Linked DNA regions of Mus musculus: region 2 is linked to region 1. Evidence: chromatin loops called from intact Hi-C (ENCODE). Cell type or tissue: left cerebral cortex. All regions are shown on one strand. Links, peaks and the distances in the headings refer to the core of each region. The heading gives the core; the rest is flanking DNA. Region 1 holds the start of 4931429P17Rik (RIKEN cDNA 4931429P17 gene). Region 2 holds the start of Id4 (inhibitor of DNA binding 4).

Region 1 (11,970 bases), core at 1,227-9,226:
TATAGGGTAGCCCGCAGGTGATCAGAGAAGCTCCTCACAGCACAGGCAGCTAAGGCAGACCTGCCTGGCACTCAGGGCCAAACCCAGCATGCTTCTACTTGCCACGGGGATGAGCATTGGCTGCCCTGCCGGGTGCCCTGAAACTAACTCCCTCTGCTTTGCTTTGCCATGGCCCCAGGCTGTGCCCACACCTCTCGGAGCCCAGCTGCAGGCCTTCTGAAAGCACCCAGAGGCCCTTAGTGTTACCTGGCAACGGGCGCACCTGTGAGCTAGGTCAGCCAGGCGATGCTAACCTGTGTGTTGGGGCTTGTGGTTCCCAGGTGCCCTCCCAGGCTCGCTCATTACTGCTCACTCTTTTGGCCCAGAGAGGAGAACAGAGGTGATTGTTTTCTCTCCATGTTTCCTAGAAACAACAGACGCACTGATTAGTTATCCACTGAGAGTCCCCAAAGGCCAAGGTGCACAGAGTAGCATTAACCTGTGCGTGCACCGCTTAAGGAAATACTTTAAGTTTGCTTTGAAGAGGCCTCTGATAGCACCCAGACACAGAACTTACGGAACCCAAATAGCTCTAAATAGTTCAGAGGGAACAATAACAGATTAGTTTAAGGAGAAATAAAATGCGGGCTGGAGAGATGGCTCCGCAGTTAAGCTTGTATACTGCTCTTGCAGAGGACCCAAGTTTAGGGTCTGCTACCTCTGCTGAGAGGCTCACAATCCCCTCTTACTCCGGTACCAGAGAATCCTATGCCCTCTGCTAGCTTACGTACATGTATATGCGCACGTATGTGCACACACACACACCTTAAGAAAATACAGTCTTTTAAAAGTGGAAAAATATACAATAAACATACTTCATTCTCTCTCCAACCCCAACCTCTGTTCTTCCCCCGTTCCTCGTCCCCATCCGTGCTTTCTAGAATCCCAGAAGCGCGGCCAGATGACCTTGGGTCTGGGGTCTGAGCGAATCATTGATTAGCACTGGGTTTTGATGGCCTGCAGCCCTCTATGTAATCAGAATCCATGTTTCTAGCTGCCAGCCCACCTGTGACATCACTTCCTGCCTGCAGCCCTTCCTCCTCTCAGACACCATCTTATGGAAGCAGATGAACTCTGGGAACCCTGCAGGAAAAGACTGCCGCCGGTATCTGAGCTAGGAGAGACCAGCTGGAGAGCTGGCTAGGCAGTTAAGAGCTCTCTGCTCATGCAGGGAACCTGGGTTTGGTTCCCAGTGCCTATAGCAGGAGACTGATAATCGCTTGGAATTCAGATCCCAGGGCATCTGAGGCCACTTCTGACCTCTGAGAGTCCCTGCACACAAGCAATGCAAATGCAGACAAGTAAGCTCGTGCACAAACATGTACATAAACATAAATCAACTTTGTGTAAAAAGATCCAAACACTAGTAGCTTCTATTCTGGTCACGTGAATTTCTTATATTTGGGGCCCTTGGTCAAGCCTTTGGTTGTGACACTTTGCCCCCAGGCGGGTCTGCTCTGCAGTAACTTTATTCTTACCTTCAGGTTGAGCCTTCCAGGGCTCTCAGCTGTGAGAACTACCCCTTAGCTACACCCAGAGCTTAGTAACCAGGGTTCAAGGTGACAGAAAGTCCTCCAACTTTTCTTACGTTCCTTCTAACAAACTCTGATGGGTCCTTCTAGTTGAGAAATCTGGTAGGTTGCTACTGCTGATTTCTCTAGCGTGTTACTTTCATTTTTAAACTTAAGCACGGAATGCCAAGCAAGCTGTTTTTTAAGCCATCAAAATCTTTTCCTTTAGGGGTCTTTTATAATTTGTTTTTGTTTCCCAACACAGATTTATAAACCCGTTTCTCTCTCACAAATCTCACTTACGGGGGTGTTGGAGGGCGGGGATTTCCAGCTCTCAATCTTTTTTTTTTTTTTTCCTTTTGCTGGTAGGGTTGATTAGATTTTGTCTTTCCTTGTTTGAATAAGAAACATTTACATCTTTTACTTGATCTATCCATGGAGGTGTTAGCGGTGCCCAGAGTGAATGTGTGGCACAGCAAATTTCCTGCTGGAGTCGGGAAGAGTTAGCACAAGACTAGGGGGAAACAAAATACAAACAGTGGAAAGCGATTACCACTCCCAACGAGTTCTAAGGCAGCTCAGTGTGAAACCAACCAGAAAATGATCAGCCTACAACCATAACTAGAAGGCACTAAAAAAGACAAAAGCTATCCAGCATCGTGAAAAAAAAAATCCATAAATAAAATGCACCCCAAAAGCATTTGCTGGTAAAAGTATTTAGTGGAGCAATAAAAGAGAGTATTTGGTGTCTTTAGATTAAGTGGGTTTTTTTTTTTATGGAATCTGTACAATTAAACACTATATAAGAGCTGGAGTCTGTGTCTACACCTAATTGAACACAGAATCAGAGAGATGCAGACTCTAAAGGGGCCGTGTACCTTCACTTTATAGACTCAAGGTTAGTTGAGCCATCTTGTTAAGTAAAAGATAGGTTTACTAAAAGCAAGATCATGGAGGGTTTTTTTTTTAACATATATACACACACTCATAGAAAGAGACAGATACATAGCATGAAAAGAATTTTTCTTTCTTAATCCCACTTTGAAATATAAGCAACATAGGGTTCGAAAGGAAATGGCCTTATTCCAAAAGGTAATTTGATCAGACCATTGGGTTTATTTTTGTTAATCAATGTATTGTCTTATTGAGACTCTCAGTCCATCAGTAGAAACCATGGCATTAATAATGTGCCTAGTGATAAGAGTCCAGTTCCTTACACATATTTCCATTTGGGGGGGATCATATTCTTAAAGTAAATGGGAAGCCCCTTCATCCCTCATATCCATTCACTGGGGTATCCTACTGGGCAGAGAGGCTAACAATGAAGGTACCAACATAGAGGTTAACATAACCTTTGCCTTCACCCCAGTGTCATGAGCAGAGGACTTCCTAGTGCACTGTCAATAAAACCCTATGCCTTTGGATGTTCAAGTTCTCAGGGAACTGTAAAAAAGGAGGTACGACTGTGGTTAGACTATAGTCAGTTTCCAGCAATTGCCCTAACATGGGCCCCTAAGTGATCCATTCCCTTGGGCTTCTATGTGCTTCAACTAAGAGCTTGCAAACTTGTACCAAGCAGTTTGCTGATAGGTTCCTACCTGCACATACCCTACTGGACCTTACAAGTCTTTCTTGCAATGAGAACTATCTGGGGAATGCATCCTTTGGTTACACTGAAGATTAAATCTGAGCATAATACTTTATACTTTACAAAGAACTGTGCAATTATCCTCTGTAACCTCACAATGGTCCTTTGAGAAAGGCATTGCTGCTAATGTTTACAGGCCAGAAAAGGGTCAAGAGAAGTCCTATGACAATCAGGAGACACAAGGTTATAAAGGCTGGATTTCATTTCAAGTCTTCTGTTTCCAAATCTAGGGCTCTTTCCCCTTTATTGTACGTAGTTTGTTTCTCAGAAAAGGTACAAAGTTTTGAAGCACCTGCAAGAAGGAAGTTATTTGACTGTATCTGTGATTAGCCATGGGGAAGTGGAAAGTACAGGTCTAAGGTGTATCATTGTTTCAATGCATGTTGTGTAGCAATTTCTTCTGAGTTGTAACATTCCAGCCTGGATGGAAGCTCACTAAGACTGAGAAGTAAACAACTCAAAAGTCTCAGGAAGTGCCTGAAACTTCCAAGATACTCAACAGTCCCCTTTCCCCAAGGTTACACAAGCAGTAAGGGCTTCCAGAGAGGAGACTCTGACCTGTTGGATTGCATGCAAGAAACATAACTAACCTAAAGGAAAATGGTTTCGAATCTACCCAAATTTGTCCTTCACTATGAGACACAAAACATTCGGGGTTGAAGTAGAATTTGGCAAGGGAAGAGGAGAAGTTTAAGATGGTATCTGAACTGCTGACAATTATTTCTGAGTTGGAAGACCTGGAGACATGGCTGAGACTCAAGTGAGAGTTTCAAGGGAAGCTGATTGATATTAATCAAGAAGAAGAACACGAATGGAGGTGGGCTATGACGACAACATCAGGAAAACAACTGGGGAGGGAATGTCAGAAAGGTGGAAAACATGGTTTCAGTCGTAAAATGGGAAAAATCTGTAAGGATGCCAAGTTACTAGGCTACTGTAACACACTGGAAACATGAGCCAAACCCAAGCCACCCAACCTTCCTTCCTTCCTTCCTCCCTTCCTTCCTTCCTTCCTTCCTTCCTTCCTTCCTTCTTTCTTTCCTTCCTTCCTTCCTTCTTTCCTTCCTTCCTTCCTTCCCTCCTTCCTTCCTTCCTTCCTACTTTCCTCTTCCTTACTTTCCTTCCTTCTTTTCTTCCTTCTTTCTTTCCTTCCTTCTCTCCTCCCTTTCCTCTTTCCTTCCTCCTTCCTAAGCTTCTTTGTCAGGTAGTTTGTCATAGCAATGACAAAAGGAATATGTATACCTCCATAACAACTCTGGGTTGACTTATGAACTCCACTGTAGTCTTTAAACTCATAGTGTACAGCTTAGTAATATGCATAAATTGTAGTGGTTTGAATATGCTTGGCCCAGGAAGTGGCACTATTAGGAGGTGTGGCCTCGTTAGAGTAGGAGTGGCATTGTTGGGGGAAGTATGTCACTGTAGAAGTGGGCTTAGATACCCTTCTCTTAGCTGACTGGAAGACAGTAGTCTTCCCCTGTTTGTCTTTGGAACAAGATGTGGAATTCTCAGCTCCAACAGGGCCATGACTGCCTGGATGCTGCAGTGCTTCCTGCCTTGAACTGAACCTCTGAACCTGTAAGCTAACCCCAGTTAAATGTTGTCCTTTATAAGAGTTGCCTTGGTCATGGTGTCGGTTCACAGCAATGGAAACCGTAACTAAGATATAAATATAGACTTTTTATAAATGTATATGCTTGTGTTGATTTCTCTCTTTATATCACAAACTTTAAAGAGAGAGAATGTGTACCAATTCATTCTTCACTCTTTACAAGACAACACAAGTCCTGGTATGTGCTTGTTGATAAGTGTGTATTTTGCTTGGAGACACAATGCTTATCAAGGTACAGACTCCATGGGACACAGGTGACAGGACAGGGACTTTTCACTCCCTGTTCTAATCCCCACAGAAGAATGGCTGAGGACGAACAATTCAGGAAGGGTTTGAGTCTGTGTGTGGAGTGATGGAGAAATCTTACTTTGTATTTGTTTTGCTTTGGTCTTGTTTCAGGGTTTTAACGAGTTGTGGTTTTAGGAGCTCTCGAAGCTACATGTTCACATGTTTAACTGGGTACATGGGCCATTTGGCTGTCACCCTTCGTGCTTAAAGTGCAAATCATGCTGGAAGTCACTCTCATGAAATCTGAAATATGGCGACTTACAGATGCATAATTTTTCAGAACTGTGCTTGAGAGAGAGAAAGAAGGGAGAAAGAGAATGGGAGACACACACACACACACACACACACAGAGAGAGAGAGAGAGAGAGAGAGAGAGAGAGAGAGAGAGGACTGATATTTTTGCTAAAGAAGGGAAATGAAGGAGAAATCTGTTCTAGTTTTGGGAGCTAGGAAGAGCGTGGGCATGCACATCTGTTCACATGGCAAAGAGCAGCATCAGTGAAGGGCTAGGCAGCATGCAGATGCTAGAGAAGGGGGTTCTCAGAGGGAGGGTTGGGCTTTTGTTTTGTTTTGTTTTGTTCTTGTTTTTGTTTTTTCTGTTTTGTTGTGTCGTGTCTCTGCTTGGCAGCATTCAGCCAGCCTTTGTTGCCAGTGGCTTCTCTGTGGCTTCTCCTTTCTCTGAGAATTGGTGCCTGTTTAACTACTCGAGATTTTGGCTGCTGGGTGTAGCTTTACCCACACAAGAGACCTTCATTCAGAGTTCAGCCCTCAGACCAATTAGAACTTGCAGATACAGAAAGTGCACAAACACAGGGAAGAGCTCCAGTGTGCACTCGGTGTGGGGGATCTGCGAGCCACGGAGTTGCAGTCATTGACAAGAACTATTATTTCCCTGTTTTAGCTGTGTATTCAGGTGGCACCTTCTTAACGGGGATGGGGGCGTGGTATCTTCAAACTTCTCTGTTTCAGAAGCATCTCCCCAGTGCCCTGGAAGAACACTTGCTGACGATAGGTTCAAAATATGCCCCTGATATAGACTAATTTTTTTCTCTCATTGTCATACTTGCCTTAATGAAAATTATGGGTTTGGTTAATGGGCTGGAAGCTGTGATCCATTCTAGTTTTCTTATCACTGGTTCTTTGGATGCGCAATGCTTCCCACGGCATCTGAATACATGAGAAATGGTATCTACTGGGGTGGGGGGAGGATTTTAAAATACTGAGAGAAATAAAAGGGACATGGGTCTTCCCGTAGCCCTGGCATTTAGAAGCAGCCAATTATCTTAAAAGAACTCACATGCACAGGAGCACGCTTCACCTTCGTATATAGTTGCTTAGTCAATGGACTTATTTTATATAGCAGGCTCCATGTTTGGCATTAGGAAAAGAGTCTAAGTGGTTTTACCTCTCTCGTAAAGTCGACACATGGTAGTAAGAGGCCATCATGCTTTATTTAAGGGATGCTCTGCAGGGAAAGGCAGCAGGTATGGAGAGGGACAGCAGCTGCCACCCTGATTATCCGTTCTACCTAGCGTAGTCTCCAGGTAAGGCTGATCAAGTATAGTCAGAAGCCTCCTATGCTCCCTGAGTTACTGAAAATGTGTGACACATACATCTGATGAAACTAACCACAATCTCAGGATCTACGGGTGCCACAAAAAACACCTGCAACCGGCTGGGCAGCTGACTCCACAGTCTCCGGGAGCCCAAGTTTAGAGCCAGACCTGTGTGGTTTATTCCCCAAGCTGCTCTTAAAGGTGAAGTCACTCTTAAAGGTGAGGTTGCTCTTAGAGGTGAGGTCACACACCTTTGGCTAAGCAGCTTGAGGAGGAGGGTGGAATATTTAGATACAAGGAGTAAAATTCAAATGAGTTCAGCGTGAGTTCTACCTTGGCTTATCTAAATAATAGAGACAAGCTATGTGTGGATGTCCACCCTTTCATGCGCGTGCACAAACCCATACAGGTTGGTGAATACTGCCTGCCCTTAGGGTGTTCATGTAAAATAACAGCCTGCCACTAGAAGGCCATTACACAGCCTCCTTGACAAACAGCTGGTAGTTTCAGTTGCTGCTGTTGTTCAACAGTTGAGGCAAAATATAAGTGAATTTACTAAAAGAAGTGGGGAAGTTTTCCCAACTTGTTCAGATGTATTCTCTGAGCACCAAACACAAGGAAATATTGCAGACACAGAAGTGTGACAGAATACAGAGCAAGAAACAGATTGAGGGCCAGGATGCTTCCAGATGTCTGGGTCAGCCATTTCTGAGAGCCGAGCAGCGGGGCAAGAAGGGTGTGAGGGAAACTAACTGGTCCCTTCCTCATGGGACCACAACATTCTTATAAAAACATTGGGTGAAAATTAAGTTATGATGGTGGGGGTTTCGGTTCTTAAATGTGACAGAAACACACATTGATGTTTTATACAAACTGATGGATGTAGGGTGTTTTTTTTAACATCACTGCTATTATCAAAGTAGACATGATAAGGATGAGAAAATGGCTCAGCCGAATGTCTGTTCAATGTAGGCTCTGATCCCAGCACCCATATGAAAAGCTAAGCATGGTGGTGCATGTCTACAACCATATTGTAGGGGAGGCATGTGGATCCTTGGAGCTCACTGGCAAGACAGTCTAACCAATTGGTGAGCAAGCTCTGGGTTCAGTAAGAGACCTTGCTTACTTCAAAGTAGAAAGCAATGGACAAAGACACTTGAAGTCAACCTCCAGCCTCCACATTCATACAATACACATGTACCCAAGGCGCGTGTGCGCATGTGTGTGTGTATACACAAATAATAAATAAATATACATATATATCATATACAAATAAATAAAATGTATATGTAGGCTTAATTTTGAAATAAATATGTGCTGCTCAATCATGCATACATATAGGTCAAGTCGCAGAAGTGCTCTTTCTCAGTCTCTTCTCTCCCCATCCATCCATCCATCACCCCCTCCCTTCTTTTTCTTCCCGTCTCCAATATTTATTTTATAACTGATCCTTAATAAAGGAAAATTTGAATCCAAATGGTAGTGGGGTATAAACATGATCATAAAACTTAATGGTAAGATGATATGTCCATAGAGGAGGCTATTGTTTACAGGAACGATGACTGCATTCATGTCTCTGCCCAAAGGGAAGACAAGCTCAGGCCAGTTTCTCTGAGGAAGTTATACTCAGTGCTTTGGGTGCCTGGTATGTAGCTGATAGGACACACAGCATTCAAGCACTAGAGGGCTGGAGCCCAGAGGCCTTGCGTTGACTCTGAAGCAGTTTCTGTAATGAGAATTTGCTCCTGAAAGGACTTTATCAGATGTTCCTGAAGGTGATGAACGTCATCTGTATTGTGTCCTCATCTCTTCACTGTGGCTGAATATCTGACTTATGGAGGAAAGTTAACTCTGACTCAGGGTTGTAGGACATAGCCCATCATGTCAGGGAAGGCGTGTAGAAGACATTCTTATCTGGTGATGGGAAAGTGAGGCCCCTTGGTCCCATCTAGGTAGGTTAGGAAGCAGAGATGGGATGGGAAGAAGCTATATAATGCAAGTCCCGTCCTCACCAAGATACCTCCTCCAGATGGACCAATTCCTCAATGTTCTGCCATGTCCTAAAATAGTACCATGAGCTGGGGATCGTGTGTGCAAAGGCAGGAACCTCTAGGGTGTATCACACACTCAAATTGTAACACCATGTTTTCAATGTTATGGACAATAGATTTTTAGTAGATGCAAAAACTATGCGTGTGTCTGTGTATGCGTGTGTGTGTGTATGTGTGTGTGTGTGTGTGTTGAGAGATGGCTTGACACAAAGGTGTCACCATCTGAGTACTGGCTTACACAAAATGAGTGGTACAAGACATTCTGTATAGAGTCACTGGCACTGCCCCAGGGCTTCAATGCTCTCATTATTGCTAATCTTTACTCTGTGGTGAACAGAAAGGTGGGTAGAAGGGAAAGAGAAGGGGAGGAAAGGAGGGAGGAAGGGAGGGAGAGAGGAGAGAAAGAGGTGTGGGGGGGGGGAGAAAACGGAAGAGGAGACCCAACAAGTCTTTGTCTCTTTGGGTTTACCCATGAAACTCTATCTGACCAGCAGAACAGGATGTTCTAAGAATGCTGTGGTCACAGTCTTGAAGAGAGGCTCAAGGGACTGAGCCTTTTCTCTTCTGCTCTGTCTTTGCTAAGACAAGTGCTTGCCCAAGCTAGCAACTCACCTCATCTGTATCGGCTTACATGACCTCAACCAAACAATGTTCAGGCTGTCCTGAACTCCTGTGGTTATTTGTACTATATCAATAGCTGACTCATATTTACAGATATAAAATCTCAGAAAAGTCTATAGATCATAGAAATGGCATTTGACTAAAGCTGGGCTATCAGCTCCTTGAAATAACTAAGAAATGTCTTCCTGGTGGTAACCTTCTCTACCCAGAGATCAAGTATCAGCGCAGTGCTTGCTCACAAACGCCATTGACTTTGGTCTTCATTAAACGGAAATTGATTTCTCAGAAGAAAACAAAACAAAACAAAACACTTTCTTAATAATTAAATCACACAAAAAATATATCTAGGACTAAACTTACTAAACTTTTAGCTGAATTAAATTCTAATTAAGTAAAAATGTCTATTTATTAAGTTGTAAGTTGGTGACAATCAAGGTATTCCCAGAGTACCTTTGACAGATGGATTTGTATTCATTCCCAAAATATAAAGGATATTTGGTAAGGTTCTTACTATAGCCAGACTGTTGGGGCTTGATTCTCAATTCTAAGGTGTATCAGCTATAAGGCTTTTTAATAATTGTTCAGCCCTAGTTGCTTATGAAATTATAAAGCAATGTCTACATATTACAGGTTAATTAGGACCTCTACCACCTCCACCATCAACACAACCTTTATCTTCATCAAAAGGTGGGGTGGGGGGAGGGAGATACAATCCAGGTACTGACTGAAGAGAATTCAGCCGAAGTGACTGGAATGAATCGGATCAGGCAAGGACACAGAGCCGCCAGTGGTTTCCTTCGGAACATCTGTCCTTGCATCCCCTCTTCGATATCAAAGTTGAATAAAAACTGATATAAAAACACCAGTCAAGTAGTGCTGACCTTTCTCACTGGGGTAGGTCACAGCCAAGGTGTATCTTCCAGCCTCTCCTGTCCCTAGCTTGCTCAGGAATGCAGCAGAGACAGGAGGACAGACAGACTCTAGGCTGTGTCTGAAGCACTCGCCCTCAGCCCTCGCTACAGACGCTCCTACATGCTTTCCTTTGCTTTCCTTGCTGCCTACGCTCCTGGCCATCTGTTACCATGGCCTTGTGCCAGCTTGTAGGAGAGTCGACTGGCTTTGCCAAAACCCAGGGGCCAAGAAAAGGCTTTAGACAAGAAGCCCTTACAAAACTCATACAGATGCCCAAAGACAGCTCTGGATTGCTTTCATCTTCACACAGCAATGCTGAGAGTGATTTTTTTTTTCCCTTCCTTGCTGCATGTCATTTTGATTCACCTGTTGATTTAGTTAGTTGGGTCTCTAATCTAAATCCCGAAGTCAGGAGAAAGAAAAAAAAAAAAAAAAAAAGAACCTATGAACCATGTGTAGACACCTGTAGCTGCCAAACAGACAGGTGGTGTTATTGCCTGCTTCTTGGCAGCCATGCTGGGAAACTGGGCTCTCCATCAATCCACTGCTAGTGAGGCCCTCTCCTTCCCACAGTTCCCCTTTTAACAAGGTGAGTGCCCCCCTTCTTTCCCCAGTCCTTATCCTACTGTAAGACTTACAGAAACTTCCCTTGTTTGGTCCTGTCCACGCTAATTAAAATGGGAAATGTTAAAATCCATCCAAGTAAGAGATAAGACACACACAAAGAAGGATTCCAAATGAGGTAAGTGCTTTGACGAACTATTTTTTTTTTTTTTATCTAAAACTGGAATAGCAGGACAGTGGATGTTGTATAACTTTGCAGCGTGCAGATCCAGTGGCCTAAAAGCCCACTGGAAGGTATTAGGTCAAAAACCTTCACCCAAACGACTGAGAGGATTTTCCGTTTATATTCCCTTTGATTGGCTTTAAAGTAGTAAAATGAACTCAGATATCGAGAATGTGTGGGGAAAACTGAGTGCTGGACACACACGTGGGAGAATTCCAGTGAGGGACAGACACAAGCGTGCCACCAAGAGAACCTGGGCATCAGAGATCAGACAGGCCCTGACTGTGAGAAGTTTGGCTTTTCAGAAATGTCCACTGTCCACTCGTCAAACAACCACAAGCCACTCATGTACCCGATGCCAGGCGCCCGGTGAAAGGTCAGTGACTGAAACACAAATCAGCCAGCGGGTCTTCATCAGGAACTCAGTATCTGCCCACTAGGGGACATGTGACCTCATACACTTAAGCAAAGTAGGTAGACCAGAGATGTACGCCAGCATCATGAGGGATTGCCAGGTGACAGACATGTGCCCAATACTTCTAAGGAGACCTCAAAGGAAGATTCGTCTGCTGTTCAGCTCTTACGAGTATATAATAATTGTACAAAATAGTGGGTTTAATTTTGACACTTTCATTCAGAGAGAGAGAGAGAGAGAGAGAGAGAGTACTTTGATCATTTTAACTTTGTTATCTCCTCTCCCTCCCTTAATCCATTCCTCTTTGCTAACAGTTTCTCATACACATCTTTTCTTTCTTTCTTTCTCTTTCATTCTTTCTTTCTTTTTCTTTTCTTTTTTTTTTTTTTTTTTTTTTTTTTTTTTTGTCAACATTCTACAGATGACAGAACCGAGAAATTTGTTTTTCCCAGAGTCCAGCTCATTTTGCTTAACACGATGCTCTCCGGTCCCATGCATTTTCCACAAAAGGCATAATTTTATTCTCCTTT
Region 2 (11,970 bases), core at 2,735-10,734, 240 kb after region 1:
GCATGTGAGTTTTGCTAGTAGAGAAAAATAATTGCTTTGCTGGTTTCACATATGAGTGAGTTTTCATACCTTCTATTGACTGTACACAGTTATTTTCCACTGTGAGCACCAAGTCTACCTATCATCCAGAGATAACCAACGGGGGGTCTACAAAAATGTTCTCCGAGTCCCTCTCCAGGGGAGAAAAGATGTGACCTTCTTCCATGTTCCATGTATTCTCAGCAACCTTGACAACAAAATGGAAAAGTGTTTTCTCTCTGTCAAGGTAAACGTGGGCAGAAGAGCCTCACGCCAACTGGGAAACACTGTTTATTTTCTTCCCTCCTGGTAGTTAAAATGCTTTTCAATATGAGTTTCTCCAGCATGATATTATTCTATATTCTCTTTTGAAAAAGAGGAAAATAGAATTAAAGGCCTTTCATTCTTGGTGATGGCTTCCTAAGCACTAATCACTGGGTCAAGAGAGAAAGCAGCAGACAGACACAGGTCCGGATCCACTGGGATGAGTTAAACTGTAATAATAATAACTCTTGTGTCGAATTTCTCTGCTAAAGGATGATGAAGAGCTAAAGCAAGTATGTGATCTCTTTGGCATCTTCATAACCATTTCCCTAGTACAAGCCCCTTCCAATGGCAGCTTAGACATTCGTGGGTACTGAGTATCCCATGTGTACAAGCATCTGTTATCCCGATTGTTTATTAACTGGCCTTTCCCTCGATTTTCCAGAGAAGTAAATCTTAACTCTGCTCCTGTGATCCTTTTTGTTGTTAGATAGAGAAACTGATCTTACACATATTATATCATGAATTTTTAGTGGAAAAAAAAGGTACCCATTGGAAAATTTTGCTGTGGGAGGCATAAAGGGGGCACTCCATCCTGCCAAGGGATAAGCCTTCTTACCAGGGAGAATCTGTAGAAAGAAAAATAATGGCAAAACACCCTCAGTATGAAATGACAGTACCTCGTGTGTGTGTGTGTGTGTGTGTGTGTGTGTGTGTGTGTGTTTCATGAGAGGCAAATGTTCTACGTATCTCTGAGTTACTTTCAGTCCTTGTATGTTTTTCATATAACGCTTTCGGAAAGAACTTCACAACTGGATTCTAAAAGTCACAAGGAAGTGCGGTGTACCCAGCCGGGACTGCCAAACCCCAAAAGCATGAGAAGATCATATGATCTAATGCTAGCTGCTTCCTGGACTTACCAAAGCTACCCCGATCACGACAATGCAGCTGTGGTATAAAAACAAATAGGTCAGTGGGACAGAGTTTCAAGGCTAGGTGTCACCTTTGGCTGACTTGAAGACGGTGTCAAGGCCAGGAACAAAGGATGATCTCTTCAGCTAGAACAACAGAACCAATGTACATAAAATGTTGACCTCAGTCATTAGCGTGTGCCGCATGCGAAGCAGAATGCTCATAAAACAATGGCCAACCACTTAATTCGTGGACTCCAAGGCAAAGTGAAAATTCATTTACTTTCCCTTGTTCAGATATCGCTAAAACAGTCCAGTGTAGTGGTGCATAGCTGTAATCCCAGCGGGAGACTCAGGAACTCAGGTCTAGCCCCTGCCACACAGTGAGTTTGAGGCCAGCCTCAGCTACATGAGGCATTGTCTCAAAAACAAAAATAAATACATACATACATACATACATACATACACACATACATATATACATACATAACATGGCTAAGAATTTCAAGATGGCGGTAGAAGAGCGCTGTAGCTCTTGGGGGCCTCTCAATTCTACCACCCTCAGTGTGCTCAAAATCTCCGTGCCATGAGAGCAGACCTACCTGAAAATATGGAACACTAAAAGAATAAAAAATAAAAATAAAAAAAAGAGAAAAATCTTTCTTACCTTAGGAAAAAATGCCTTAGATCCCTGATAAAATAAATTGATGAACTTGGCCTTGTTGTTGAAAGACTGATCCCCCAAAAGAGACCTCTATGTGAACAAAACACAACCCAGAGCTTAGGAGACGACATTTGCCAAAACTAATAATGAATTTGAACCTTGCCCACTTGCTAGATTCCAGACAAAGTCCTCAGGTCTTAACACAGTTTTGGAGAAAGACCATAGGACATATGTTTACCAAACTGTATGTATTATAAACACGAGATATGAAAGTTCTACAGGTATTCATTAATCTGAAATTATTAAGCTGAGAAGTATAAATCGAGTGTGGGCTGTCAGGCTTCACTAAATCTTATCTCTCTCACTCCCTTTTTTTCTGGCTTTAATATGAGAAATGCTTTTGAAAATTCACTTACTCCTAATCCTTTAAAAAATTTCCCAAATAAGGCTTTTTTGATGACCACATCTGCCTAGCTATGTTCAATAAACAAGGTCCTCCTTTCTAAGACTGGACACACCAAGAGGTTGTCAGTGTTTCTTAGTGTTTCCTAGGTGTGCATCAGCAAGCCTGGCTCAGGTAAGCTCACAGGAGCCTGGTAAAAGCAGCCTTGAACTTGAACTGAAACTCCTCAGCTCACTCCTTCGAAGTAAGGGACATATCAGCCAGAGAGATCATATAATGTCCCATAACAGTTCCCAGTGCCCTGAAGGTATGTATGTATCTCCTTCTGTGACCGCCTCTAACAACAAGAGGAAACCAGGGCATGGGGACACGTGTGTCTGTGTGTCTGAGCCGATCTGCTGGTCCCTTGCAAGCCTTGGAGAAAGAAGGCTGGTGTCCCCCAGGGTTTACAGGCCACAGAGAACAATAGACTTGGGTGTCCTTCTAAACACAGGAAATCCAGATGTTCAGCAAGGGTCTGATGCACATTTAGAATATTCCTCAAGACAGCGGGGCAGATCCCTTCATCTGGAAGGCAGGTGTAAACACATCCATGATCACCCGCGCTCCCTGATCGTCAATGAAGTGCTTCGTCCTTGATTTCCACTGAGTCTCTAGCACTTTCAGGGCAATGAGTTTGGGCTACCCTATCTCATTTTTAAAAGTATGAGTAAAACACTTTTCTATAAAAGGAAAAGACGCAGGCAAGCTATGGTTCTTCCTTGTAGCAGTGGCAACATCATGGCTTCCAAGGTTAATTCAACTTCTGGCAATTGCTGAACACAAAGAGGTCTGGTTTTATTTTATTTTAATTCAGTTTTGCTGTCATCTAAGTATCTATGTCGAAGAATTAAAAAAAAATGCATGAACTCTAGTGTGCTCTGGTTTCATAGGCCCCAAAGCACAAGATCATATTCCTTAATCCCATTGTTTCCTGTTTTATGTAGCACTTTAATTTTTTATTGTCTTCATGCCTTCTGACCCTCCAAAGGAGGCATATAATAGCTGCCTCTGCCTTCTCTATAGACAGGGTTGGGGGGGGCACATTTTTCCTGGGTATTCTTCATCATCTAGTGAAATAATCTGAACTCCTACTCCATCGTGGTAACCCAATACTGCTACCTTTAAGCTCTGTCATGCCACAAGCCCTGAAACTTTTGACATTTGGCACAGGCAAGGTGTGGATCTCTAAGATAAAGCAAAGAAGGTCTGTTACATATTTATAACTTTAATTGTATTGTGGACAAGCTTAGCCTAGATGAACTTTTGATATATTGTGTGTGCTCTGAACATAGTGAGGGTTTTCCCAAAACATGATAAAACATATGTATGTATGTATGTATGTATGTTTGTACATATGTTTGTATGTTCAGTATCAAATGTGATAACAATGGAAAACAAATATACTAACTTTTGCTCACCAGGACTGCTTCTCCCAACTTTCTATCTAAAATCACGGTATTTACACACACACACACACACACACACACACACACACACACACACTCACACACACCCGGTCTGGGTTTATACTAAGAATGTGTAAGACTTTGGAAGAGAACACTACTTAACATTTTGTCATTTTTCTCAGTAAGTGTGGATGGAGACTGTGCGTGCACAAAAGCAACGGAGAATGTCATTTGTTTCCAATAATTAGGGACAGTGGCCTCTAAGGATTTAGAGGGAGGAAGATGGTTACATCCATCTATGAAACTGGTATTTACTAGTCTGCTCCTCATTTCGTCAGGAAGAAGGAATGCACTCTGGAAACCGTGGTGGCCAAAGAGTCACAATGTACACGCATGGCGAAACAAAACGGCTGCCTTGTATGGGTATCAGAGTTCTGAAAAGCAGAAAAGAGGAGCATGAAGCCCATCCGGGGTGGTCAGAAGATGTGAAGAGCACATCTCTTTCAATTATCAGTGAAAATGAAGGCAGCAGTCCGTGTCATGTATGGGGAAGGAAGAAAATTCTCGGGTTAATTCATCTTCAAGCATGTCTAAAGGTGGGAGGGCTTGCAGGGGGAAAGCACTCGAAATTCATTTCCCATGAGCTGTGAGCTTTATGCTCATTTGCCATCTGAAGAGCTTGGTTGTTTTTTCTTGAAGAGGACACACAAGCAACACTTATTTTGAACCCTTGAAGGACTGTTTTTCTGCTAAAAAGCCACACACACACACACACACACACAACACCCTTAAAGAAACAGGCCTTGTAGCAGGGTGGGGCCTAAGCAGGACCCTGGAGATGTGAATGCTAATATTTCGTAGCTCTACAGGGAAGCCTCTGGACTATTCTTATTTCCTTATTCAAATCGAAGTGCGCTGAAATATATGAAGCTGTGCATTAATGGCTTAAATTAAGTTACAGGTATGAATTTTACATAAATCAGATTAATATTATATGTCATGGTGGAATTTTAAACACTTCGTGTCCGTGCATTTTTTATTTCTGCATGCTCTAATTTAACACCCGCAAAGGATTGCATGTCTTAAGCCCACTTCTGCATCTGGATAGGTCCAAGAAAAACCCACCACGATCTTGGATCTTGTTTTATGTGTATTTACCTTCATCAGAAATCCTGCACTGGATCCGGCTTTCGACATTCTTTTCCTATATTTTTCTTTTACTAAGCTTTAGCCTGCATGTATATGCATACACACATACGGGAAGGCTACCCGTTTTCATTCCATTATAAGGGCTTCGCAATTGTGCAAAGATGAATGGTGATGCCGAAGGAGGATAACATGGACAAATGAACCAACTCGCTTCTTGAAAGCGAGTCCTTCTGAAAGCACTGGAATCTTAGGGACTGAAGGCCTGGGGACTGAACTCCCCCCCTTGAAGAGTGACAGGGGACCCACAAACAAGGCTCAGAGTCCCTCAGCAGCTTAGGCCCATGGAGAACGCATTCCAGCCAGCACATTCCCCTAGTTCTTCGTAGGAACTTCTCTCTCTCTTCCCCTCCCTCGGGCACTCTCCATCCTGGCCCGACTCCCACCCGGCTCTCATTTTCTCAGATTCACCCCTCCCACAGCGTTGACGGAATGGAGTGCCCTTCCCATTGGCCCGAGCGTCATTCCCCGAGGTGGCACTGTCCTCCTGATTGGCTGGTCACTCCCGACCCCCCGCCCATCCCCGCCCTCGGGTTGCCCGGCGCCCCGCCCTCGCCACCTCCCTCCGCGCCGCCGCCCGCGCGCCGAGCTCGCCCGCGTCCGGTTCTTGTGGCGACCCGGCCCGCGCGCTGGCCCCGCCCCCAAGGCGCGCGGCTCTACAAATACTGCTGTGCCGGAGCCGAGCGACGCTGTTGAGCTGGGAGGCGCGGTTGGAAGTCGTTACTTTGAGGGGGGGCAGTCACCGGGCGATCCACCTTAGTCGAAGCTCAGAAGGGAACGGCTCAGGGACCAGGGTGGGCTACTTTTTTTATTTTCCGGGGCTTTTGATTTTTCTTGTCTTTTGCTTCGGGCCGATTGTCGCTCACAAAAAAAGAAAAAAAACAAAAAAACAAAAACCTGAGATACCCTTTCCAAAACCCCGAGCAGCTCTCCGGTCGATTTCTGGAGCTCGGAGCCGCCGGGTGCTGCGAGCGCCGGACGCGCAGGAGAGGGGAGCAAAGCAAATTGCGGGCGGGGACCCGGAGCTCGCTCTACCGCTTGTCGCGGTCCTCTCGCGCAGGAAGCGCGCGATGAAGGCGGTGAGCCCGGTGCGCCCCTCGGGCCGCAAGGCGCCGTCGGGCTGCGGCGGCGGGGAGCTGGCGCTACGCTGCCTGGCGGAGCACGGCCACAGCCTGGGTGGCTCGGCAGCCGCCGCCGCCGCTGCGGCGGCCGCGCGCTGCAAGGCGGCCGAGGCGGCGGCCGATGAGCCGGCGCTGTGCCTGCAGTGCGATATGAACGACTGCTACAGTCGCCTGCGGAGGCTCGTGCCTACCATCCCGCCCAACAAGAAAGTCAGCAAAGTGGAGATCCTGCAGCACGTTATCGACTACATCCTGGACCTGCAGCTGGCGCTGGAGACTCACCCTGCTTTGCTGAGACAGCCGCCACCGCCCGCGCCACCTCTCCACCCGGCCGGGGCTTGTCCGGTCGCGCCGCCGCGGACCCCACTCACCGCGCTCAACACTGACCCGGTGAGAAGCCTTGGCGGGGCACCCTGGGCATCGCGGGAAAGGTGGCGGGGCGGCGAGATACGGGTGGTCTTGCTCCTCTCAGGGAATGACAGCCGCTTCTCCCGTCTCCACCGAGAGCCGCCTGCTGGGCTTGGTGATCCACTGGTCCCTGAGCCGAGGGCGGTTGGGACTTGGAGCCCTGCGTCTCCGGAGTGTCCCTTGCATCACAGGAGGCTTCCCCAGCTTCGGGCTCGGGTGGGGACTCTGCTCGCCTGCCTAGTTTTCCAGGACGTCTCCTGGGTGGTGGCGACACTGTGATATGCGCACTCTAACCGTTTTTCCCCTTGGTGTTGGGTTGCTGTTCCAGGCCGGCGCCGTGAACAAGCAGGGTGACAGCATTCTCTGCCGCTGAGCTGCGATGGATGGCCAGGTGAGCGCTCAGGTCCCCGAATGGTTAGTGGGCTACCATGCTCGCACCTCCCCAGGGGCTGCCGGTGCCAGGCACTGCTGCGATCTTTGTCCCCTAGCATTTCGAAGCGTAAAAGCCCCGGGGACACCCATACCTCTCTGCCACCCAGTTAGCGAGACAGTCCACTTAGCTTTCCAACTCGGGGGGGGGGGATCACTCTCTGCGGAGCCTCATCAGCTGTGGTCCCCGCCGCCCTCGTTCCTCTGCCTGTGACCGACAGGCTCTGCTGGTCTCCTCTACCTCTGAGAGGACACCCTCGTGACCGTAGAAACTATCCCAGTGTCCCAAGATCTCCCAATCCTCCTCCCTCCCCTTCATGCCCAGCTGAGCGGCCTGACATCCACAAAGAGGGATGTGGGCAGAGCGCCCCGAACGTTGTCCATTGGCCTTCCCCAGCCCGCATTTGCCTCCTGGGCACTTGGCTGAGCTTCGGGCTGCGGGTGTTGCCTGACCCGGCGGTTTGTTTTGGGTTGTTGATCATGCATGTCTTGAGTTTGGTCGGTGGCGCCAGTTAGTCTGCAGCGAGAAGGTTCACACACCCCCTCTATTCATTCCTCTTCCACAGGTGTGCGGCCGCCTGAGCACCAGCGAGCCAGGAGCCCTAGGAAGGGAGGGCCAGAGCAGAAATTAAGAGAAACAAGCCACCGGAGGAAAGGGGGGGAAATCTTCAGCAAATCTAGAAACGTCGTCTCGTCTTGTCATTCCAAGAGAGAGAGAGAGAGAGAGAGAGAAGGGGAAAAATAAAACTTAAATTCACTTTTACTTTTTTTGCACGTTCACGAGCATTCACCGTACGTATTCTCTTTCGTTTCTTCTTTTATGACCGCTGTGAATTGTACGTTTCTGTGGTTATTTTTATCACCCTTTTGAAGGTGCAGTTAAACTTCGAAGCTTAAGTGTTGTCGACCAGACTGCTAAGTAGAAGAGCAATCGTGAATCCAACCTTAGAGGCTACATTGTGACAAGGGAACTGTTTTTGTTTTTGAAGCTTTACTAATATACCAGAGCACTGTAGATATGTTGTTTTACATCTATTGTTTAAAATAGATGATTATAACAGGGCGGGGAACTTTTTCTCTGCAAGAATGTTACATATTGTATAGATAAGTGAGTGACATTTCATACCCTGTATATATAGAGATGTTCTATAAGTGTGAGAAAGTATATGCGCTTTAATAGACTACTGTAATTATAAGATATTTTTAATTAAATATTTTTTGTAAATATTATGTGTCTGTTTTTTTAAAATCGATGGGAATATTTCTTTTGGAAAATTATTTTTCAGCTCCCTTGCAGAGCTTTTGCTATCTGGATGTTTTCTGTTTGGCCAGGCTGTTGATTTGGTTTTTTTGTTTTGTTTTGCCCAGTATCCAGTTTCTGAGGCTCAGAGGTAACAGCTCTCTGGTACTGGTCTTGCATGATTGCATGAGGTGTTCAATCACAAAATAAACCAGTTACGAGTCCTTTCAAATGTGCTTTCTTTAACCTAGATGGAAACCTTTGTATTTGACGTGTACATGGTAAAAACCTACCTTCTCGGGTTTTAAGTACAGGGTTTTATAGTGTAATATATAAAGAATTAAGTGTGTGGGGTTTTTATTATTATTATTCTTTTTGAACTGAGGTCAAAAATAGATTCTGAGTGAATTCGCATATAGGATGGAGAAATGCTTGGACCTTTAAGAAGTCTACAGAACTGCTGTCTTTTCAAAGTGAAAATGCTCGCCCTTCATTTTACACTAAAGCATAATGTCATGAAGTTTCATATCTGTACAGATTATTTAAATCATAGAAATGAAAAATGTTCTCTGCTTGCTACCAAAGGACAAACTCTTGGAAACGGACATTTTCTGCCCTCTTCCCTCCAAAGAATATTAATAGGCATCAGTAGGAGAAAAAAAAAAGAAAAAAAAAACATACTGGAAAATCCTTCAAGCAGGGATAAAAGTCGATCTTCAAATATTAACTTAAGTAGACCAAAAATTCTGATGACCACATCTAGATTATTTTTCTATAAAAAAATGATTTTCACTATAGCGATGTCAGTCACCACTAAGCTACTGTCCAATTCCATGTGATGTGTAACTTTTACATGTGAAAATTAAAAGTAGATTTATCTGTCTTGTACTGTGACTTCTGATGTGATTTCTTAACGCTATAGGATTGACTAAGGACCCTTCTTCCCTTCCGGGAAAAATCATATATTCTAGGTGAGCTGAGAACTCCAGGGTTTATGAACATCACACATTTAATGTAATGGGTATTTTACATACCAGTTAGATGGAATTTTTAAGAGTGGGAGAATTAAGTGGGATTTAATTGGGTGCTTTGTAAATAGTGAACTGTGTGTAAACGTGCTCTGTTTGATTTTTAAAAGGAAAAGGATTTGTTTCAGATTATACAAGAATAAAAGTATTATAGACCCAAGGGACTTTTTATGAAGTCAAAGTCAAATATTTATGGGGATCTGAAATGTCACAGTTCCTAGCTGTCAGCTAGGGGGGATAACTCAACGAAAAGGGTCAAAATGAGTGCGAGGTTAAAAATTCATGGAGGGTTTCTATAAAACCTGTGCGATTCTGTCCACCTCCCACCCCAGGGCTTGCCCCTCATCTCCTTCCCTGGTCTCCAGTCTATTTAGAATTTGGTGTTGAACCTTATAAAGTCAAAGGGCCGCTTTTGGATGAGGTTTGTGCTTGGTTGTTTTATATTGCTCATACTACTCGTGCATCAGGAAGAAAGCACTAGATCACTGATGGAATTCCGGATCTCAAGGATTCTAAGGACTGCATTCTTTGTTATTAAAAAGGGCACTTTTTGCCTTTTGGCAGTTTAATTTCAGAGGGATTGTGTCACGTGTGTGCCCTTCCCTGGGACTATGCGCTTGGCATGCCTGACTGCTGAACCCTACCTAAGCTGTTAGGCAGAGTTTAAAACGGCATTGCTAGACTCTGAATCTTTTTAAAAAGTTTGGATGTTTCTGCTGTTAGAGATATTGGCATATAAATTTATATCTGAGCATACAAAAACCACTGAAAGAAATGTGGAGATCCTGTTGTTTGAGAGTTGATACTTTTTCCTTGGCCCTCTGAAGCAGCAGTTGACATCTCTAAAGAAATACAACCACTGCTGATTAAATGACAAGACAACAAGTATCCTATGTAGTTGTAGAAGATGCTACTTTCTATGAGGATATTGCCTGTGTCCTAACCAGGCAACCAGATAATAAAAACATGTTAAGTCTTTTATCCAGATTGTTATACTTATGCAAATATTTAGCTTAACAAAAGAAAATATCCTGACCTGGTTTTGGTAATTTGTAGTTTCATTGTATAGGCAAAACCAAAGAATAAGGTTCATTTAAAACCTTGGAAGGAAAAGAAATACACCCCCCCCCCACCCCCACACACACAATGGATGTTATTTCTAAAGTTGTTACAAAATCCTGGCATCTCAGACATCTTAGGATAAAACAGTATATACCCTTTGGTTTGAAAGAACTGACTTTGGTATTGTACAATTCCTACTCAAGTTCGTTGTCAACTTTAACGGCATTTTTAAAACTTTAAAAAAACTTAATTCATCCTTCCCTAACTGTTGTATTAGATGCCTCCTGTACTAATAAATCAATCTTCACTGAGATCTGAAGTTTGTGGTTTTTAATTGACTTGCACCGAGTCATGCAATTTTTTCATGATCAGGAACAGGCCTCTTGATGGATCACCTCCATTATTTACCATGTTCCTTACCAAGGAGTGAAAAGTGTGGCTTTAAAGGGGTGATGCGAATGGGAAGAAAATCTAGTCTGAATCGGGTAGCTTCCCTACTAGATCTCTGATTCTGTTATGACAGGAATCAAGAGATCCTAAAACCCAAAGATGGTGGTACCCAAAGACTAGATTCAGAAAGGAAGGAAAGAAAGAAAAAGGAAAGAGAAAGACAGAAAGGAAAAATGAAGGAAGAAAGAGAGGTACATAATGGTCACAGGAGGAAATTATTTCACAGTAGTGCAGAGTGGAATCAACTGCCTTTTCCTATCTAGTTGGCACATATTAATTATATACATGTTAATCAGCCCACATAGCCTTTGGGTCTCCACGGGGCCAAGCCCCTACCCTCCAGGCTTATGAGGAAGCAAAGCCTTCCCATTGCTACTGTGTTAAGTCCAGGAAATTAATTTTCAGCTTCTGAGTGAATCTTAATAGGGCTGTCCTCAGTAGGCTTCAGACCCACATGGCTTCTATCATTACAAGCCATGATATTCCGCTAAAGTATCTGTTTTATTAATTAGAACCACTGCCCCCTAGACTGTAAAACTGATTTTACGTCCAGCTGTACCTGAAACAAGATTTCGTGCATATATGTTAAGTGACAGAGATGCTATTTACAAGTGAGAACCAATTTATTGAGGGGTGACAATCTCGGGTCTCATAGGCTTCACTCGGGACCACTCAAAAATCTTGAGAGGGAATTTTTCCTAGTGTGTTTGTGATCATATTTGCATCTTATCCCTGTTCTTTCAAAATAAATAACTCTGTTAAGTACTAAAGCTTGGGTCTGGACTAAGCACCTTACCCGTGGCCTTCTGTACACACCAAAGCGGAGTAAATCAGATCAGGAGCTCGCTCTCTCGGGCTGCTCTAACCAGGCACTTCATACTTAAGCACAAGGCAGGATTAAAAACAACCACTACCACCCCCCCCAAAAAAAAAAAAACAGGTAAATGAATTATGTTTAGGAAATCCTGGGATGCTGTTTGAAACTTGCAAGTAATCTCGAGAAAGATAAAGGGTAGGAAGATACTCTGGTTTGTATGTCAGAGAAAGTCCGGGAAACAGCAAACTCAAGGGACTTGAAGTAAGGATGTGACTTCAGCAGCCAGATCGGCTGCTGTAGACTCAGGCTCAACGTCAAGGCTAGCTGCATTTAAAACAGAGGAGACTCCCTAAGGTTGAAGAATACCTGTGTTTTTTCTTCTTATAGCCCACGGTAGCTTGGAAAGTGTTTGGTGGGATGAACAATGTCTTGTTCTGACAACTTCTCCCCCAGAGAACGACTCAGTTAATCCTTTTTCCTTCCACCTGTCCCTCAAGCCAC

Evidence for each region. Peaks named below come from ENCODE experiments on the same cell type or tissue, not always from the same donor. Only the 100,000 strongest peaks of a DNase experiment are listed, where the experiment ranks them.
Region 2: a loop joins it to region 1, with 3.0 times the contacts of the local background. A loop is called at or near these places in 5 of 42 quality-filtered maps.

Annotation. Positions count from the first base shown.
Region 1 is chr13:48,017,578-48,029,547 of GRCm38, forward strand. It overlaps 4931429P17Rik (RIKEN cDNA 4931429P17 gene), which reads right to left and starts at 1,031. Exons shown (of 8, transcript NR_038004.1): 1 at 855-1,031; 2 at 294-403. Gm36101 (a long non-coding RNA gene) reads left to right here and starts at 10,779. Exons shown (of 7, transcript XR_873365.1): 1 at 10,779-10,980; 2 at 11,171-11,401. In left cerebral cortex, for the core only: no CTCF peak of the experiment used is centred there; a DNase peak (open chromatin) is centred at 5,568.
Region 2 is chr13:48,255,514-48,267,483 of GRCm38, forward strand. It overlaps Id4 (inhibitor of DNA binding 4), which reads left to right and starts at 5,603. Exons shown (of 3, transcript NM_031166.3): 1 at 5,603-6,425; 2 at 6,772-6,834; 3 at 7,439-10,515. The coding sequence starts at 5,985. The coding sequence ends at 6,816. It overlaps A330033J07Rik (RIKEN cDNA A330033J07 gene), which reads right to left and starts at 7,110. Exons shown (of 3, transcript NR_102303.1): 1 at 6,407-7,110. In left cerebral cortex, for the core only: a CTCF peak has its summit at 6,546; DNase peaks (open chromatin) are centred at 5,364, 6,281, 6,593, 7,006 and 1 more place; H3K4me3 peaks cover 4,943 bases; H3K27ac peaks cover 2,247 bases.